2 separate regions of the Homo sapiens genome follow, and region 1 is linked to region 2. A link is a loop called in an ENCODE intact Hi-C map of the cell type or tissue named here. Cell type or tissue: PC-3. All regions are shown on one strand.

Evidence for each region. A loop is a pair of places that touch in the nucleus more often than their neighbours do. Peaks named below come from ENCODE experiments on the same cell type or tissue, not always from the same donor. Only the 100,000 strongest peaks of a DNase experiment are listed, where the experiment ranks them.
Region 1: a loop joins it to region 2, with 22 times the contacts of the local background. A loop is called at or near these places in 1 of 110 quality-filtered maps.

What each region holds. Positions count from the first base shown.
Region 1 is chr11:122,134,803-122,139,802 of GRCh38, reverse strand. All of the region lies in intron 4 of MIR100HG (mir-100-let-7a-2-mir-125b-1 cluster host gene), which reads left to right. Among named protein-coding and RNA genes, the nearest start is that of MIRLET7A2, 9.3 kb to the left of the region's middle. In PC-3, no CTCF peak of the experiment used is centred here; DNase peaks (open chromatin) are centred at 402, 472, 807 and 2,572; H3K4me3 peaks cover 379 bases; H3K27ac peaks cover 4,042 bases.
Region 2 is chr11:121,593,350-121,598,349 of GRCh38, reverse strand. It overlaps SORL1 (sortilin related receptor 1), which reads right to left. Exons shown (of 48, transcript NM_003105.6): 32 at 2,578-2,727. Among named protein-coding and RNA genes, the nearest start is that of SORL1-AS1, 140 kb to the right of the region's middle. RefSeq lists an enhancer at 1,896-3,095. In PC-3, no CTCF peak of the experiment used is centred here; a DNase peak (open chromatin) is centred at 2,419; H3K27ac peaks cover 1,241 bases.

The DNA of each region.
Region 1 (5,000 bases), 540 kb before region 2:
TGACACATAAAAGTACAAATTATAGACCTCACTTGGCAGAATATTGGTTAAACTAGAGTTCACCATTTATGTTCTGTGGCTTAAGTTGGAAGCTTATGTTAACATTGACTGATCTTATCTAATGGGAAAGTGCCAAAATGTTCTGTTGCAAATAAAGCATTACTCTTAACCGATCTATCCAAATGTTTACTTCTGGATATAGCATATATTTATCCTGTAAGCTTGGGTGGCTCTAAATTCATCCAGCTCTGTTGGCCATTGCCTGCCTTGCCAGATCTTTTCTCTACCGTTTTCTATCTAGCTCTACGCTCTCAGAGGCGCACCTTCATGCATTGCCTCAACAGTCTCTTTTGCCCACCGGCTTCTGAGTGTGTTTGGCCCAAGTAAGTCAACAGGGAGAGATTAGAGAGAAAGTGAAGAGAGAGGTTAGGGTACTGAAGACAGAGGTTAGGGTACTAAATGCCCCTGACTCACTTCCTGTAGGCTACAGAGAGGACCTAGCTTTATTCCTTCCTGAGAGAGGCCATCTCTTGCAGTTTCAGCTCTCTCTCTGGCCTCTGATAACTACTCCCTCTTCTTGCTCTTTCAGGCCTTTGGGTGTAAGGACTTCCTGCTATTGTTAGTCCTGGGACACTTCACCATCTCTTCTTGGTCCCTCTTAACTCTGTCCAATCTTTACAAATTATCCTTTCATTAAACTTTCCTCAGTTTCCCCATGTACATGTGTGATTTTCTTGTCTAGACTCTGATTCACCATCTGAGGTCAATGTAAATGAGATAGCAGAAGTTAGTCACTCACTTTTCATCATGTGTGGGAGATGAGGGTCGGAGGAGTAGATATTTATCTTCCCTCTCATACTGTAAGCTCTGGAAGGGCAGAGACCATATCTAATACTGCCTTTATGATTTCTTGCAAAACCTGGCAAAGGGCTTAGCTCACAGTGCATGCTCAGTGCACATGGAGAGTCTCACTGAGTTCTGAAATCCTCAAATTTGTTATAGGCTTAAATAAATATAAGCTCTTGACTTAGGATGTAGACTTTAAGAAGTCAAGGGCCACACTATTTTTTTTAACAGCATTTCTAATGGAATATAATCTCTCATGATACAACTATCATACCGACTCTGGAAATTCTAACTGAATAAAAATAGAAAATTTCCTTCCTGGGTTAGGTTGATTTGTGTTTAGCTGATAAGAAATAATTCTGCTTTAAATGTTTAGATCCAGTTTTTCTAACTTTTAATTTAACGTTACCAGCTCATCCCCTACTATTCGTTAGTTTTTCCTATTTCTGTACGTGTGTGTGACTTTCACCTCTTCAGGAATATTGACAATTTTCTGAATATAATCTCAGTAGGGAAAACACGTAGGGTGATCAAAGCAGGATTTAAGAACTAGGGAATAAATGACACAGTGACCAGAATAGGTGTCTTTACTATTTATTTATTTATTTTGCGACGGAGTGTTCCTCTTGTAGCCCAGGCTGGAGTGCAATGGTGCAATCTCAGCTCACTGCAACCTCCACCTCCCGGGTTCAAGCAATTCTCCCGCCTCAGTCTCCCAAGTAGCTGGGATTACAGGCACCTGCCACCACGCCCAGCTAATTTTTGTATTTTTAGTAGAGATGGGTTTTTGCCGTGTTGGCCCAGCTGGTCTCGAACTCCTGACCTCAGGTGATCTGCTTGCCTTGGCCTCCCACAGTGCTGGGATTACAGGCGTGAGCCACCGTACCCGGCCTTTAGGATGTAGACTTTAAGAAGTCAAGGGCCACATTATGTTTTTTTAACAGCATTTCTAATGGAATATAATCTCTCATGATACAACTATCATACTGACTCTGGAAATTCTTAAGCAAATTCTTATTTCTTAAGGTTCATATTGCCGAGTCACTTTGACTTTTACCCTAATGCCAAACTTCTGTATACTTCAAGTTTCAATAATATTTCATATTTTATGTAATATAGAAAATAAAGATGGAAAATACTTTGGTTTGTAAAGCAGTAAATTGTAAATGTATCATTCATTTTCTACTCTGTACAGATTCCTGTTTTAATATCTAATTTCTCTGAAATTAGTGAAAGTAGGTTAAGAAAACCAGTGAGGTACAACTTGCCTTTTGACTTTCTTAACTGAAAGGAAACTGCCTGGCTAGTTCAAAGAGCAGATTCTTCACTGTTCACATTTTGCAAACAAGAGCATTTCTTTAACAAATGGAGGAGGGTGGACCATTGTCAATTCAGATAAGTTAAACTTTGCATCTCCCTGATAAGCTGAACTGTTTCATGATCATTTTACTAGTCCACTTGGGAAGTGACTGAAGCACTATTAGATAAGTTAAAATGAAAAAAAAAAAAGTATGGAAAATATTTTTACCAACTGTTTCTTCTTGGCTTCTTGGCAAAGATCAACAGTTATGTTCCCTATCTAGGGATTATCTCTTGTGGGCCAGACCGGATGATCTAATAGGTCTTTATAATCTCTAAATACTGTGACTTTTATCCCCAAGTGAACTACATAGTTTATTTACATAGAAACACACTCGCAGGCTTAAGGAAATGCAATCTGACTAATGCTAAAGAAAGTGAGCCAGGATGACTCAAATGACTTTTTTTTTTCTAAATAGGTTAAGTAAATTAAAATCATAGACATTCTCTCTCATTCCCCTCCAGCATATCAGTATGTAGATTTTAGATGTCAGAATTCTCCAGTAGTGAATTAGTTTTCCTGCCATCAGCGAATTACAAACGGCTTGTCCCTAAACCTTTGTCATACTTCAAGAAAGCTCTTAGACAGAGATTTGTTTTAATTTTTATTTTAATTCCACATTCTATCCCAGATACATGGAAAATTAAAAATGTTGGGAATGATAGAAAAATAAAAATTGCTAGAAAAATGCCAGCATGATAAGTAAAGCATAATCACCGTGCATTTCTACTTTATTAAGAATGTACTTTTGGTGTTGTTTGTTTGTTTTGAGACAGACTCTTGTTCTTTTGCCCAGTGCAGTGGCACGATCTTGGCTCACTGCAACCTCCGCCCCCAGGTTCAAGCAATTCTGTTGCCTCAGCTTCCTGAGTAGCTGGGACTACAGGCGCCCACCACCACGCCTAGTTAATTTTTTATATTTTTAGTAGAAATGGAGTTCCACCATTTTGGCCAGGCTGGTCTCGAACTCTTGACCTCAAGTGATCCGTCTGCCTTGGCCTCCCAAAGTGCTGGGATTACAGGCATGAGCCACTGTGCCCAGCCTAAGAACGTATTTTTGTGCCATGGGCTACATTTATCTAGACAAATGAAGCATTGGGAGGAATGTCAATATTTTAATAAAAAATTGCTTCCCCAGGACTGTTAGCAAAGACAACTCTTTTAAAAAATTTCGATAGTTTTGGGGGAACAGGTGGTTTTTGGTTACAAGGATAAGTTCTTTAGTGGTGATTTCTGAGATCCTGGTGCACCTGTCACCTGAGCAGTGTACACTGTACCCAATGTGTAGTCTATTATCTTTCACCCCCACTCCCACCCTCAAAGACAAGTTTTTTAAGAACTCTTTTTTACCCTCTATGTTGTACAAGCATTTTAGGTTTTCCCCATCAGGTAATACTTCAAATGGCCTATCTGGGACCAAAAATCAAAGCTGTTTTTATTGTGGCCATTGATTTAAATTTTTCTGTAATTGAATCTCCTTCATACCTGGCTTTGGGCCTCTTACAAGTAAATATAGGGACAGTCAAAAAGTCTTGCTTCCAGAGGGCTTAGGGCTTCTCAGCTGATTACTTGCCCAACACTTGCATACAGTGGTTAAAAGAATGTAGCTAAATTATACCTATTAAGAAGGTATAGATAATCCATATTGTCTGTAGATTGTGTTTCTAAGGTAATATAGGATAAACTTCAGGCCACTCTTTATTTTCAGAGGAGGTGTCTGGATGCTGGTCTGTTCTGATGAAAATGATGGTAGCAAGGAATTCTATCTGAGGCTTGGCCCAGCCATCGCGCTCTCTGCTTCCAGAATCCTGATTTATAATTTGGAAATCTCTTCTATTTGAGTACTGAGGAGAAAGCCTTCTAAATATAACGCATTACTTTCTGGCAGCCCATAGCTCATGGCACGATTGATTATGTTGCTTATCCTTAAGCTAAAGCATTTCTTAAAAGGTGATCATTTTTCTACTCTCTCTGTATAGTACAGCCAACCCTTGAACAACTCAGGAGTTCGGGGCACCAACCCGCACACAGTGGAAAATCCAAGTATAACATAACTACTAATAGCCCACTGTTGACTGGAAGCTTTACCAATAACATAAACAGTTGATTAACATATATTTTGTATGTTATCTGTATTATATACTAGATTCTCACAATAAGGTAAGCTACAGATGAGAAAATGTTTTTAAAAAATCATGAAGAAGAGACAATATATTTACTATTCATTAAGTGGAAGTGGGTCATCATAAAAGTCTTCGTTCTTGTCATCTTCACATTGAGTAGGCTGAGGAGGGAGAGGAAGAGGAGGGGTTGGTCTTGCTGTCTCAGGGGTGGCAGAGACAGAAGGAAATCTGCTTATAAGTGGACTCATGAAGTTCAAACCCATGTTGAAGAGTCACCTGTAAATGCTAAAAGCCCCAGTAAGTCACTCTCAACTTCTTCTGTATCAGATGATGACATCTCTCAGGGGCACTTCTGACAATAAATTCAATATGGACTGTAGTATATATTCCTTTTTTATTTTTATTTTTTGAGACCACATTTCATTCTGTTTCCCAGGCTGGAGTGCAGTGGTGTGGTCAGGGCTCACTGCAGCCTCCAACTCTCAGGCTCAGTGGATCCTCCCACCTCAGCCTCCCAGGTAGCTGGGACTACAGGTGTGCACCACCACTCCCCGCTAATTTTCTTCTTTTTTTTTTTTTGGAGAGATAGAGTCTCATTTTGTTGCCCAGGCTGATCTTGAATTCTTAGGCTCAAGCAGTCCTCTCACCTTTGCCTCCCAAAGTGCTTAGAT
Region 2 (5,000 bases):
TTCCTTATTACCACAGCCAAAAAAACTCACTGGATGCTGTTAATAGTACCTCCAATATACAAAGAGGTCACTCTTCCTTTTTCATCTTCACAGTCCCATCAAATTAGCCTCCTAATGGGCACCTGGCTTCCAATCTCACCTCAGCCTTCTTCTATAACCCATTCCCCCCATGATGAAGTCCAAGTGATCTAAGATATAAACACCCCATCTCTGAAATCTTCAAGGGCTCCTTAGGACCAGAAAAATAAACTCCAAGCACAGGGGTCGCCCTATCTACCTCATGCCTACCTCTCTGCACTCACCTTTGTCCCACCCACAGCCACTCTACAGGTCTGTTTTCTTATGCCTCTGAGCCTTGGAATATACATGCTGTCCCTTGTGTCTAGAATGCCCATCATCTGCCACCTTGTCCCACCGTTGTCCAGGCACCATCAATGGGGCTGCCTCTCCTGGCCTGTCCCCACCTCTCCAGGAAGCTAGCCCACCTGCAAACTATGCCAGTTCCTTGGATAACTTCTGCTACTGCCTACACCACACTGTAGGATAGCTGCTGACTTGATGTCCCTCCCACTAGAATCTGTATTGCCAGTCACCGGGCGTGGTGGCTCAGGCCTGTAATCCCAGCACTTTGGGAGGCCAAGGTGGGCAGATCACTTGAGGTCAGGAGTTCGAGACCAGCCTGGCCAACATGGCAAAACCTGTCTGTACTGAAAACATAAAATTAGCCAGGCATGGTGCCGCATGCCTGTCGTCCCAGCTACTCGGGAGGCTGAGGCAAGAGAATCACTTGAGCTCGAAAGGCGGAAGCTGCAGTGAGCTGAGATCCCACCCGCCCCTGCACTCCAGCCTGGGCAACAGAGCGAGATGACATCTCAAAAGAAAAAAAAAAAAAACAAACAAACACACAAAGAATTTGTATTGCCAGAAACCTGATCAATGCCTGCCAGAAAAAAAACACAAAGAATTTGTATTGCCAGAAACCTGATCAATGCCTGCCACGCTGTGCATGATCAACAAAAATTTGTCCAACCAAACTGAAGATGTTACTGGATCCACACTCCTTCCTCTTAACCAAGCCTCTCCAGGGAGAGCCCAGTCGGGCACCCTGTGGAGAACAACGCTACAGACAGAGAAGGGACGGCCGACTCCCTCTTCCCTTTCCCCCTGAGCCTTACTGGGTGAACTATTTAGGACAGAGCAGTATTTGCCAATCTTGTCTGATGCTAAGAATCAGACAGGGCACCTCTGAAAAGGCTTGGGTTCCCGAGCATCTCCTCCACCATTGCTCTTGATTCAGTGGTCTGAGGTGAGATCACCAAATTCACATCTCTTATAAGCACTTCCACATGATCCTGCTAAGTCCCATAAATTTTGTAAATACTGAATTAGAGGAATTAAGAGATGACTAACCTCCACCTCAGATTCTATTCCATCTCTAAATGGTAAGACTTGGTAGGATTCCAAGTGAGGCTCAGTTTTTCATTGGTTGAGGAAGTCATTATTTTAAGATTAAAAAAAAAATGGGACCAGAACAGGGATCAAAGTGGAGGAACTGAGGCGTTTGCTGCTTAGGGTTAGGGCTTGGCGGCAGGGAGGCTCTCAGCAGAGAGTGAGAGGGGCGTCTTCTACATTCACCAGGACAGGAATCAGGCAAGCACGGACGAAGCCCTTATCCTGGCAAGGAAGGGAGTGTGACTGGCTAGGACGTCTGCTGTCTGCAGCCAGCAGGAGACTGGATGGAGGGGAGGCCCGCAAAGCAGGGATCCCCGAGCCAGAGCAGCACCCAACCGTCAGAGAGGCAGGCCGGTGGGGGGCTGCATAAGCACCGTCCAGCCATGCCCTCCCAAGTCTGCTACAGTAGGACAGACCAGCCAACGGCGGCATTAGCGTGCAGCCAGGGACTGAAAAGCGCTGACTGGTCACATGAGGATAAACGCTTGCAGAAGCCAGTGTCTCCCTCCATCACTCACTGCAAAGATCCTCCCTGGGTTCATCAGAGGACCAAACACCAGGACCCACCAACTCCAAACCCGTAGAGAATGCATGCATCACCTCACACTGGGCTCAGATGGCCCTGTGATTATTCCCCATGTGGCTCGGCACACTATCTCACCAACCATAATTACCCTAAGGACTGAGAATGAATTTTCTTAATGGGGTGCTAGAGGCAAACCCTCTAATAACACAGCTTCTACGCCCAGTAAGTGCTCACTAAATACTTCCAGAAGAATGAATGTACATACAGAAGAGTTGTGGCTTTCCCCAAGGGCGTTTTTAAAGAGTTAAACATGCTTATGAAACCTATTTAAAATATTTATCTTAGTCATTCAGAAAGTATTTTTATTGGACACGCTCCTGGTATTTAAAACGCAGTCAACTTATTAAAAAGAAGGTGACTAACGCAATGGTATGGGTGCACGTGGCAAAGCGCTTGTGGAGAATGCAGTAAGAGCATGGTTACGCAAGTACACAGACTCACACACAGGCGTGTGCTGATCCAGAAATGAAGCAGAAGCACCAGAACTGTGCTCTCTGCAGAAACGTGCCCAGGGGGTGAAGGGCTCTCTGACTACTCACGGCAATTGGCCTCGTCCCGGCCATCCTGGCAATCTTGGTGGCCGTCACAGCGCTTCCAGTTGGGAATACACGTCTTCGGTTGGTGGCATTCGAACTCAAATCGGTCACATCGCCCAAGTTGGGTGGGAGTGGAGGCAGCAGTGACGTTTGCTAAAATAAAAGATTTTTAAAATTTACTTTTTAATATTGAGGGAGCTGGCCAATAACAGCAACCAATCAATATGCTAGGAGATTACGGTGCTTTAGAAATTACAATGGGAACCTGAAGACAAATGCGAGTTCCGGATAGAGAGCAGAGTAGATACAGACATCTAATGTTGCTTCCCCACAGGATCCCACTAAAGCCACAGTCAAGAGATTGTTTTCAAAGACCTAAATCCACGAGGACATGGATAATGAGATTTGGGAGCTGGAAAGAAGACAGATAGCGGTATGTGACTAAAGAGGCCAGCGAAGGCTGCGTCCTACCCTAAGCCGTCACAGGAGAAAGCTCAGAACCAATCAGATCAACAACACACAGTCCTCCAAAAGTTCAGAAACTGGCATCTAACTGGAAGTGAAGAAGGAGTTAAAATAAGGGAACTGACTGAATGATGTTTAAGACGCAGCTACATTCCTTATATCCCCTCCTATCAGTCCCACGAGGCAACCAACCCATACGTCACCCCAATAGAAGAATGGAGGGTTGTTATTTGGAGAAAGTAAAAACAGAGAGTTGTTTAGATAGGCGTAGTTGACAGCAAGTATATCCTACTGATAAAAGGGGGATTAAACCTACATATGGAAGTCCCAGTCCTCTTCTCCGAGGATCCTAGCAATAAGGTAATTATTGTCTAGGCAGGAGATCTAATAATCTTCTCTGGGGAAAATGACCAGCTTCAGAGACTAACCCTGAAGTAACCAAGATTCAGAGTTCCCCCATGGTTCCCAGCCATGAACCTCGAAGTTGACAAGCCCACCCATGTGCTCAGAATTACTTACCAGCACTTTAGTCCCCAGCCTTAAATACAAGCAGCAACCAAGAACTATCTGAGAAAAGGCTTTGACATGAAAGGCAGAAAGCCAAACAGAGCCCTAACCCCCAAAAAGGCCATTTGGAGGAAATAGAGGCTTTGCAAGAAGAAAACTTCAAAAACAAATATCCTTAATACGTTCAGAAAGAAAGAATATATTATTTATCCAAGAAAAAAAGAAAACAGGATACCATAAAAAGGGACAGTGGTAAAAATGGAGAAGCTCTTAAAGTTAAAACCATGACAACAAAGATGAAAAACTCAGCAAAGAGTTGAAATATAAAGTTGAGTAAATCTCCTAGAAAATTGGGGGGGTGGGGGAAGGGAATTTTCAAAACTATAAAAGATTAAACAAAAAAATAAGGAAGAAGACCAGATCAGGAGACAATATATGAATGACAAGAGTTCCAGGAAATAAGAGAAAACAGAGAGGGAAATATCATTAATAAAAACTTCAAGAAAAATTCCTTGAACTAAAATATATAAACTTCCATATCAAAAAGCATGCAAGTGTCCGCTATGTTGGATGGAAAGGGTCTCAGAGCAAAGCACATCATTGTGAAATTTTAAAACACTGGTGCCAAAGGGAAGATTCTACAAGCTTCTAGAGGATTAAAAACAGGTTACATACAAAAAAAAAAAAATCAGAATCAAAATGGCTTTTGGATTTCCGAAAAGCTGCTTGAAGGCAGTGGAACAAAACCTTCAAAACTCTGAAGGAAAATTACTTACAATCTAGCACGCCAAACCCAGCCCAACTATCAATTAAGTCTGAAGACAGAATTAAAACACTTTAAGACAAGCAAGACCTCACACAGGCCTCCCACATACATTTTCTCAGGCATTTTCCAGAAAACGTGCTCTACTGAAACATGGGATTAAACTAAAAAGAGAAAAACTGGGACACAGAAAACAGGAGTTCCAACAGGAGATGGAGGTAAAGGAAATCCTGAAGATGATGATGGTGCAACGTCCTAAAAGGCAGTTGTGCCCCAGGTATACAGGGCAACCAATACAAACCAGAGCAGCAAAATTCAAGAGACAAACACCTGAGAGCTGTCATCACAGTGTCCTTGGCCACTGCGTCATCATATTCACCTGACAAGGCTACTGAAGGATGCACTCCACCCAAACAAGGGAGTAAACCAAGAAAAAGCAACACACAAGATCCAGGAAACAAGGAATCTAAACTGGGAGAAAGGCAAAGAGAATTCCAAGGAGGCAGTGAAAGTCCCTGGGTAACAGGCACACAGCAGGACTAGAGAACAATCTGTCCCGAAAGGAGAATCCACGTTGTTAGAAGGAGTATCTCCAAGAGAAAAACTGGACTTGATAAATCCCTGGACATGTTGACCTGTGGAAAGTTATCCTGAGTGGCGACTGAAAGGCAGAAAGCATTGGCAAATGGTA